Linked DNA regions of Homo sapiens: region 2 is linked to region 1. Evidence: chromatin loops called from intact Hi-C (ENCODE). Cell type or tissue: heart left ventricle. All regions are shown on one strand.

What was found. A loop is a pair of places that touch in the nucleus more often than their neighbours do. Peaks named below come from ENCODE experiments on the same cell type or tissue, not always from the same donor. Only the 100,000 strongest peaks of a DNase experiment are listed, where the experiment ranks them.
Region 2: a loop joins it to region 1, with 2.2 times the contacts of the local background. A loop is called at or near these places in 41 of 110 quality-filtered maps.

What each region holds. Positions count from the first base shown.
Region 1 is chr17:38,593,075-38,598,074 of GRCh38, reverse strand. All of the region lies in intron 1 of SRCIN1 (SRC kinase signaling inhibitor 1), which reads left to right. It overlaps LOC124903992 (a long non-coding RNA gene), which reads right to left. Exons shown (of 2, transcript XR_007065741.1): 1 at 4,816-5,000; 2 at 4,375-4,529. Among named protein-coding and RNA genes, the nearest start is that of SRCIN1, 10 kb to the left of the region's middle. RefSeq lists enhancers at 4,294-4,793, 4,794-5,000. In heart left ventricle, no CTCF peak of the experiment used is centred here; no DNase peak of the experiment used is centred here; H3K27me3 peaks cover 4,225 bases.
Region 2 is chr17:38,548,788-38,553,787 of GRCh38, reverse strand. It overlaps SRCIN1 (SRC kinase signaling inhibitor 1), which reads left to right. Exons shown (of 19, transcript NM_025248.3): 12 at 933-1,063; 13 at 1,194-1,341; 14 at 1,656-1,902; 15 at 2,399-2,633; 16 at 4,578-4,732. Among named protein-coding and RNA genes, the nearest start is that of SRCIN1, 55 kb to the left of the region's middle. RefSeq lists a silencer at 2,846-3,055. In heart left ventricle, no CTCF peak of the experiment used is centred here; a DNase peak (open chromatin) is centred at 2,916.

The DNA.
Region 1 (5,000 bases):
CTATGGGAACTTCTGGTTGGTAAAACGTGAAGGGGCTTGTGCGGGGCTTCCTGGAGCTTCCTCTCTCCTGGAAGTGGGAGGGGCAGGAAGGGGCTATTAGAGAGGCAGAAGTCACCTAAAGATAAAGCTCAGGAAAACCTAGACCCACCTCTCTCCTTAACCTGATGGCTCACCCCCTCCTGGTCCACTGGCAGCCTGGGGTTAGAACAGTCTGCCTCCCACTCTTAGGACGAGGCAGAGCCGAAGAGAAATCTTCTCTTCTACCTTATTGCCCATAGGAGATAATTTCTTTAGGCAGAACTTCCCAGAGGCCACCAAAAGGAAGATAGCCAAAGACTGAGAGAGGGGTGGGAGTGGATAGGAGACAGTTTAGCTCCTGGGTCAAGAGCTTAGGGTCTACAGTCAGACAGCTCTGGGCTGCAATCGCAGCCCTGACAGTCATTTGCTGTGTGGTTTGGGGCAAGTTGCTTCACCTTTCTGAAGCTCAGTTTCTGTCTCTGTAGATCAAGAGCATTAACACTGGCTTCCTCACAGAGTGGGTAGTAGGATTATATGAGGTAATTTAGGCAGAGTTCCTGGCACATAGTAGACATTCAATAAATAGTCATATCTTTATCTTCCTCCTCTTCCTCTGTCTGACTGAATGATTGAATGGGGCCCACTCTCCACTGAGAAAAGGGCATACATAAGAAACCTCTTTAGATTTTTTGAAAACCCAGATCCTCACCTCAGCCTGTCTGGGGCTGGGCCCCTGGAGCTGCCACTTAGGGCTGGTGGTAAGAAGGAAGCTGGAGCTCCTAAGCCTTCACTTTTGTGCCTCCCACTGCCTCATCCAGGAAGTTCTCTGGGGCTAGACACATCAATGAGCATTCTTAATATTTTCTCCCAGTCCGTGTCCCAACAGCTGTTTCTCCCTGGGATGTCGATGTTTTAGGTAATCGGTGGGAAAATTGGAACCATGAGATTGGCAGGGGGCTCTGAGAATGCTTGTAGCCAGACGTGTTGTGGGTATGGATGGGTCTGAGCCAGCCCAGGGAGGGCTGTGCCTGAGTGGGTGCTGGCCACAGTGTCTCCCGGCAGGAAGGGTCTTAACTGCTGCATGCCCCAGGGTAAAAGGCTAATAGGTATTGCAGCATGAGGGAGGTGGAGTAGGTTTAGAAAGGACTTCTAACCTTTCTAAAGGGTGGGGCATGGTGGACAGCTGTAGGGGACCCTGCCATGGCAGGTTGAGGGTTGGGGGTGTGGAGGCAGTAGCTAGGTGAAGGACTTCAGGCAGGTCTGTGCTCCTAGCACAGTGTGAACCTATGAGTGCCTTTTGGGTGGGGAATGCCTGTCTCCTCTAACACAGGCAGGGGAAGCTGGGCATTCTCAGGGTTAGTGGGGAGTGGAGCAGATGGGGGTCTCGTAGGCTGGGGAGAGGGTTGTCACCAGGGGAATGATGGCAAGCCTCTCTGACCCTGAACCCATCAACCTTCCAGAATGGCATAACCTGGCATGAAGGAGGCAGGCGGGCTATCATTTGGGGTCTAGGTTGGGCACCTCAGTAAAGTGTCTGCCCCTGTTTCTGGGTGGAGAACCAGGCATGGCTTGTTGGCTGTCTGTCCTGGGAACCCAGTTCTGGGGACCCCATGTTTTCTGTGTTGTCCTGCTGTTTGTCCCCCTGTCTGTCTCCCACCAGTGTCTCTACCCCCTCAGTCCCTGCTCTTCCTATGACACCCAATCTCTATCCTGTCTGCCCTGGGGGGCCCCAAAGGGAGAGCTCCTAAGGCTCTGCCTTGCTCTGTACCTGCTTCACCTCCCCCAACCCCATGGCCCATGGCCCTGCCCCTGACCTAGCCCACTTTGGGAGCCCCTGCCCCGGCCCCCTCCTCTCTCCAGCTCCTCTGCAGCCGGGCCTTTCTGGGCATTCATTCACGACTTTCCTCCTTTCCTGTCCCTCACCCAGGGCTCCAGCGTGCGGCGGGAGGGAAGCCTCCAGGACTCTGTTCCCTCTGTTTAAAGTCTCCAGGTTAGTAAGCCAGGAGGAGGGAGGCCCCCCACGATTCCTCCTCCTGCCAGCTCTCCAGCTCTCCGTAGTCAGATGCTCCTCCCCAGCCTGGAGGGCCAGAAACGGAGAGGGGGCTATCCCTGGTGGGCCCAGCCTTTGCCAGGGGAGGGGGCAGCAGATACCTGACTCTGGGGGGGGCACTTTGGCTGGTAGAGAACATGTCTGTATGTGCACGTGTGTGCATGTCAGTGAGTGTGCGTGTACAAGCACGCGTGCATGTACATGTGTGTGCAGGCTGCAAAGCCGCCATGTAAGCTAGGGCTGGGGTGAAGAGAAGAGGCGGGAATCCTCTGCTGAGGGGGCTTGTGGCCTGGGGAGAGGGGTCAGGAGCAAGGGGCACCTCTTATGGGGGGAAGCCCATGTTCCAGTGATGCCCAGAGGGTGGGGGATGGGAGAAGATGGGACCATTTTGTTTAGCTTACAGTCACATGCAAACTTGTGATCTCGTTTCATTTATTCAATTGTTTGCTTGTTTATCTATTCATCCATTTATTCAATAAAGACTTATTGAAGGCCAGGCGCGGTGGCTCACGCCTGTAATCCCAGCACTTTGGGAGGCCGAGGCAGGCGGATCATGAGGTCAGGAGTTCGAGACCAGCCTGGCAAACGTGGTGAAACCCTGTCTCTACTAAAAATACAAAAATTAGCTGGGTGTGGTGGCGGGTGTCTGTAATCCCAGCTACTCAGGAAGCTGAGGCAGGAGAATTGCTCGAACCCGGGAAGCAGAGGTTGCAGTGAGCCGAGATTGCGCCACCGCACTCCAGCCTGGGTAACAGAGCAAGACTCCATCTCGGGGTCGGGGCGGCGGGGAAAGACTTATTGAACACTTTCTCTGTGCCAGGCACTGGGCTAGGCTCAGAGTCTAACAGCAACCAAGGCAGATAGGTTCCTGGATGCTTTGCTTAAGTGTTGAGCAAGTAGAGGTTGAAGAGTTGGAAGATATCCTGGCTGTGGGGGCCTGTCCTCTGTCTATCTGCCCCTGTTCCCCCTGCTGGAAGCTGTTTTGTAACTTTATGTCCCTGTAGAGTGTCCTCTCATAATGTGCCCCTGCCAAGCAAGCAGTTACTTGGCCTCCAAGTCCCTAGTGACCTTGATGGCTAAGGGCAACATCATTAGGCTGCTCCTGAGGCTGTTTCAGAGGACATCAAACAGCCCGGCTGGAGGAGGGTGTATGGGCAGGGGAAGCCGCCCCCCAAAATCTGGGCCCAGGACCAGCAGCCTGGAGCATTGGACTTGAGAGTCAGCCTGCCCTGGGTTCAAACCCCCACTTCAGCCATTTCCTAGCTGTGTGAGCCTGGACGAGCCACTTTCCCTCTCTGAGCCTCAGTGTTTGTGCCTGTAAAGTGGTACAAGAACACCTCCCAGGCAGCATTGTTGAGAAGAGTAAAGAAAAAGTAGTGATGGGCCCAGACTTGGCCCACAGCAGGGGCTGCCTAATTGCAGGTGCCCTTTGCGTCCCCACCTGCTGCCCAGGGTTGGGCAGGCTGTACCCTGGGTACTATCTGGATGCTGCCCTGCCTTCTTAGGAGAGGGGCTATTTTCAGGTTCCACGTCCTCCAGCCCTTTTCCAGCTCTCTGAACTGCTATTCAGCTACAATCTGGGTGGGCAGCTGGGGGAGGCAGCTCTCCTTGCCACCGTGGCTGCCGCCGCCTTGATGGCTTTTTAATAACTTTGCTCTGAGACAATCTGCAGAGCGCTCATTTGTCTGCCTCTTAATTAAAATTACCGTTTTCCTAAAAGAGCAACGACACTGCTCCCCTCCCTCCCCCATCCTTGGCTGCTGCCGGGAGAAGCCAGGAGAACGCGGAGAGACTTGAGATTGGAGCCCTTTCCCTCCTTGCTCGCGTGAGTTACCCCCGCTTCCCTGCACAAACAGCAGAGGGGCCAAGGCTCAGCCTGCAGGGTGGGCTCAGGGGCAGTGAACCAGGCAGAGGGGGCCAGGGCAAGGGCCTCTGAGACCTGAATGTTCTTCTCTTTCACCCACCCTTTTCTGGAATACCCCCAGTGATGGGGAGCTCAGTACCTTACAAGACTTACTTTCTGCCTCCGTAAAAAGGTGAAGCAGCCCCGTCCTGGCTTTACCAGCCAGAGTGGAATAAGATGTGGATGGGTTTTGGAAAAGTGCTATGAAGGAGTATTGCAATGCCTAGTGAGGGTGTAGGGGGTGGGAGTCGGGAGGAGGCTACCATGGTAGTGGACACCGGGGTCAGCCCCTCACTGTTGACTCTGGTTTTGGTTAGAAGAGACCTGTGCTCCCTCTGTGGGCTTTCAGGGGATGGGGCTCATTTAGTCATTGCTGAGTTTTGAGAAAAAAAATCATCACTGGTAATAATGAAAACACTGATGGCCAGTATTTATTGGGTGCTTCCTGGGAGCCAGATGCTGGGTTGTGCATTGTACAAGTGTTAGTTCATTTCATCCTCACAACTGTCCTGTGAGCTCACTGCTGCTGACTGTTTTGTGGGGGAAGAGACGACAGACCTGAGGGGTTAAGTAGCATGCCTGAGGTCAGAGAGAGAGTCCCAGTCTCTAGCAGGGCAGCCTCAGCCCTACACCCTCCCTTCCCCTCCGCCTTCACCTGAAGCTTTGTATGGGTCTTGCCCCATTCCCTCGTGCCCCTTTTCCTCACTCTCTGCACTCTGGCAGCAGGGCTCCTCTGTGGCCCAGCGCCATGGAGAATTCACACTGAGATTCATCACCTTCCTCCCCAACCCTGTTCCTCCTGAGGAGTCCGTGCTGCAGCCAGGTGGGGGCCCCAGCAGCTCACCTTGGGTCTGGCCTCTTCCCTGTGGGCCTTTGCCTCTGTGGCTCAGCTCCTCTTCATCACCTCCCATTCCTGCTCCTCCCTGAAATGCCCTTCCCCAACAACCGCCTCTGGGCTCGCCCCTCCGATCTCCCAGAGCACTGTCAAACCTCTGGTGGCTCCTAATGTAACCTTTCTTGAACAATCAC
Region 2 (5,000 bases), 44 kb after region 1:
CTACCACCTTCCTGCCCTTCTTGGCTGCATTGAAAAGTTTGGATGTTAGGCCTCAGGATGATGGGATCCATTTAGCGTTCAATGGCACAAGTGAAGACCTGATCTGATTTACAATTTAGAAGAATGTAGGGTCTCAAATGACACAAGTTCAGCATATAGTAGCTGAAAATCTAACTCAGCTTTGGCCCTCAGGAAAGAGGCTGTGTGGCTGGATCATGTGAGAGAAGGGCAATGGACATGGCAGTTTCCCCCGAGACAAGAGACCTCCCCGGGGGCACGTGCTCTGCCTCTGGTTCTTTGAAAGGCAACTAAGTTCTCTCTGCTTCCTTGGCAGAATAGAATCAGGGGATGCAAGTTACAATGAGAGATACTCGGGCAGATATTGCTGAGGGTCAGAGCTTCCAAGGGGGCAGATGGTGCAGGGCACCTCTTAGGGAGCGCTTCTGAAGTCTCCTCATCTCTGAGATTTGGCGTTGCAGATTTTACTTGAGTATGTGGCCTGATGGCTGGCTTTTATGTTTGTATGCTTTTGAGACAAGGTCTCCCTCTGTCACTCAGGCTAGAGTGCAGTGGCACAATCACGGCTCACTGCAGCCTCAACCTCCTGGGCTCAAGTGATTCCCCCTGCCTTAGCCTCCCGAGTAGCTGGGACTACAGGCACCTGCCACTACATCCAGCTAATTATTTTATTTTTTTGTAGTGATGAGGTCTCCCTATGTTGCCCAGGATGGTCTTGAACTCCTGGGCTCAAGTGATCCGCCTGCCTCAGCCTCCCAAAGTACTGAGATTACGGGCGTGAGCCACGGTGCCCAGCCTCCTGCTTTTACTTTCGATCCAACTGGTGGCCTGATTTCTTTCCAGTTGCCCAATTTCAGGGGGCTGGGCTGGCATCTCAGGCCAAAAGGGCTGAAAGGGTCTCTCTGTGGCTGCAGTGACCTGGAGAAATCGGTGGAGAAGATCCAGAGAGACGTGTCCCACAACCACCGGCTGGTGCCCGGCCCTGAGCTGGAGGAGAAGGCACTGGTGCTGAAGCAGCTCGGGGAGACGCTGACAGAGCTCAAGGGTGGGTCTGGGGCCTGCGAATGCAGCACGTTGTTCAGGGTGGGGAAGTCTGCCATACTCCAGCCACCATCCTCTCCTCCCAGTCTGTGGTGCTCCCTCTGGCCCCAGCTCATGCCTTCCTGTCTCCTCAGCTCACTTCCCGGGCCTGCAGAGCAAGATGCGGGTGGTGCTGCGCGTGGAGGTGGAGGCGGTGAAGTTCCTGAAGGAGGAGCCCCAGCGCCTGGATGGGCTCCTCAAGCGCTGCCGCGGGGTCACGGACACGCTGGCCCAGATCCGAAGGTCATTCTGTCCCTGACCTCTGATTTCCCATGGGTTCACACACCGGGCCCAGACCCATAGGTCATACTGAACCCTTACCCCAACTCCCCCAAAGGTCACTGGCGTGCCGACTGGACTGGCACCTCAGCTCTGCCCTGTGACCCCTGCATGCTGTAGACCTGGCTTCCTCTTATACCAGGGGCAGTCACTCCTCCCCAGGCCCTCCCACAGCATCCCAGAGCCTGCCTCCCACCCCACCTCCCTCAGAGCAGCCTTCCTGCAGAAGGGTCACCACCTGCTGGCCTCACAGCTGCTCCCAACTCTCCCAACCCCAGGCAAGTGGATGAGGGTGTGTGGCCACCCCCCAACAATCTCCTGAGTCAGTCCCCCAAGAAGGTGACGGCAGAGACTGACTTCAACAAGAGCGTGGACTTCGAAATGCCACCCCCCAGCCCCCCGCTGAACCTGCATGAGCTGAGCGGGCCAGCTGAAGGAGCCTCTCTTACCCCCAAGGGGGGCAACCCCACCAAAGGCCTGGACACTCCTGGCAAGAGAAGCGTGGACAAAGCTGTGTCTGTTGAGGTGCTGGGGCCAGGGATTGTGGGTGGGGCCATGAGCCAGGTTCACACATTCTTACGACCATCCTTCCTAGAGTGGGGAGTGCCAATCCTGTGGGTCTTTTTCCTTGGGGGAGGAGGGCCAGTGCCCTAATGGAAGCCTAAGAAGCATAATGAGGGTGACATTAGCCCTCCTAGACAGAAAGCGTATTATAAAGCTACAATAATCAAAGCAGTATGATGTTTGCCCAAGAATAGACTATGTAGTCAGTGAAACAATAGAATGCCCAGAAATAGATCTAAGTTTATCACGAATGTAGTATATAATGAGGGTGGCATTCCTACCCATGGGGATGCCATGTGATACCCACGAGAAGTCAAAGTGTCTTCCTGGAGGTGGGATCAAATATGAGGCTTCGTTTTCTATTCCTTGCCTACGTGGCTTGGGGGAGGAGGCTGAGGCCCCAGAGGTCCTGGAGCAGGAGAGCTACCTCAATCCTGACTCCTGGCTCCCTGTTAAGGCTGCAGAGCGAGACTGGGAGGAGAAGCGGGCAGCCCTGACCCAGTACAGTGCCAAGGACATCAACCGGCTGCTGGAAGAGACACAGGCAGAGCTGCTCAAGGCCATCCCTGACCTGGACTGTGCCAGCAAGGCCCATCCAGGCCCGGCCCCCACTCCAGATCACAAGCCCCCCAAGGCCCCCCACGGCCAGAAGGCAGCCCCCCGAACGGAGCCCAGTGGGAGGAGGGGCTCAGGTATGGGGAGTAGTAGGGCTGGTAAGGAGCCCAGCGTGGGGGAGTGCCCTCCTCAGGAGCCCAGGCTGATGGGGGAGGCACTGGGATCTCAAGATCATTGTGGTTGGGCTGCCACACAAGGGAGGCCCTGGGACATCGGCTGCCACTAAAGGGAGACTGGGACCCAGAAGGACAGGGCAAGCTGGACTCCATCCCGGCATTTCCCACTGTCCTGGGAAGGGAGCCACTGAGAGGACCAGGCAGGGAGCAAGTCCAGGCAGAGTCATCCGCCTCCACGGCTTGGCTGGGCACATGCCCCAAACCAGGCTGTGTTGAGGGCGGGTTGAGCGCTGATACTGCTGATACTGACACAGTTCCCATGGTCCCCAGCCTGAGTCACGGTCCCGGGAGTGGCAGAAATCCAGACCAGAAGTGGCAGTCATCATTCCTTCATTTTATTCATTCCTGCAATGCATATTGGTTAAGTACCTACTGTGTGCTAGGTGCTGGAGATACGGAAATAAGACAGGGCTTGCTTTAAAAGAGCTCAAAATTTAGTGGGGGGAATAACACTGACATTTGTGTTTATCAAGCACTTACTCTGTGATAAGAACTGTTCCATTGCTTTTACTGTAGTCATCCTTATAATTTTATTTTTATTTTTTATTTATTTATTGTTTTTGAGACGGGGTCTGTCTCTGTCGCCCAGGCTGGAGTGCAGTGGCGCTATCTTGGCTCACTACAAGCTCCGCCTCCTGGGTTCTCGCCATTCTCCTGCCTCAGCCTCCCGAGTAGCTGGGACTACAGGCGCCTGCACCACGCCCGGCTAATTTTTTTGTATTTTTAGTAGAGATGGGGTCTCACCGTGTTAGCCAGGATGGTCTCGATCTCCTGACCTCGTGATCCGCCCACCTTGGCCTCCCAAAGTGCTGGGATTACAGACTTGAGCCACCACGCCTGGCCTCATCCTTATAATTGTATAACAAGCTCAGGAGGCAGACACGGTAGTTATTCCCATTTTACAGAGAAGGACATAGGCTCAAAATGATTAAGAAATCTGTGCCGGACCATGCCTAGTATGTAAACCAGAAATAGAATGCAAGTGCTAAATGTAATAGCAGAGGTGAATGCCGGTACTGTGCAGTCCTGGCGGAGGCCCTAGGAGGGCAGGAAGGCTTCCCTAAAGATGTGACTTTTCACTGAAATCTTGCAAATGAGTGGGCACTTCCCTAGCTAGTGAGAGCGGGTACTCCAGGGTGAGGGAACAGCGTGTGCAAACGCCTGAAGGTGTGTGTGTGGCATGGCCTGAACAGGGTCCAGCCTGGGGAGCAGCAAGCAGAGCTGAGGCTGAAAGCTTGGCAGGTGCAGAGGTGCTGGCCTAAGGAGCTTGGACATGGTTTGGGGTGATGGGGAGCCACTGCAAGATCAAAGGCAGGGGAATGGCTAGAGTGACCTCTCTGCAGGTTACCCCGGAAGCAGGGCTGGAGGACAAATTGGGGGAGAGGAGAGCCCAGTGGGAGGGGCCAGGATCCCTGGAGGAGAGATGGAGAGCTGAGCCGAGGCAAGGGTGAGGGGCAGTGGGAAGGAGGTGGTTAGAGCAGCGCCTCTCTAACTTGAATGTGTGTCCGTCACCTCAGGATCTGTTCAACCAGATCCTGGTTTAGCAGCCCAGAGGTGGGGCCTGAGCTGCAGTTCTGACAAGCTGCCAGGCGCTGCCAGTGCTGCTGGTCCACAGACAACACTTGGAGTAGCAAGAGTGCTGTCAGGAGAGGGACAGGGCTTGGGGCTTGTGTGCAGGAGAGGTAAGAGAAGGAGGGGCCCTGTGTTCTTGCCCCCAGGCTTTCCTCTCACCTCCTCCTGGTCCTCCCTGGAGGAAGAAGCAAGGTTTATCCCCTTCAAGTTAGATGTAGTGCACTGACTCCAAGGTTGCAGGCCTGCTGACCCCCAGCCCCTTGGTGCCTGCAGATGAGTTGACCGTGCCCCGATACCGCACAGAGAAGCCCTCCAAGTCGCCCCCACCGCCCCCTCCCCGCCGGAGCTTCCCCTCCTCCCATGGCCTGACCACCACACGTACCGGAGAGGTGGTGGTCACCAGCAAGAAGGACTCGGCCTTCATCAAGGTACCACTCCCACCTCAGACAGAGGGCCAGGGGACTGAGTTAGGATGAAGCCTCAGATGACTTCTGGAGGCCCTCTGGGGTGGGAAAGAGACCCCTTTCTCAGAGAACATGGAAGGAAAGAGGGAGTGGCCGGTGGCGACTTTGTCCTGCTAGTTTGGGATTCTAGGTATGTGTATTTGCCTTAATTCCATGCCAGGCCCCTGTCTGTTGAGGGACACCCTGGCAGGGGTGTAGCAGCAGAAGTAGCAGACGAGAAGCTGGGGTACAT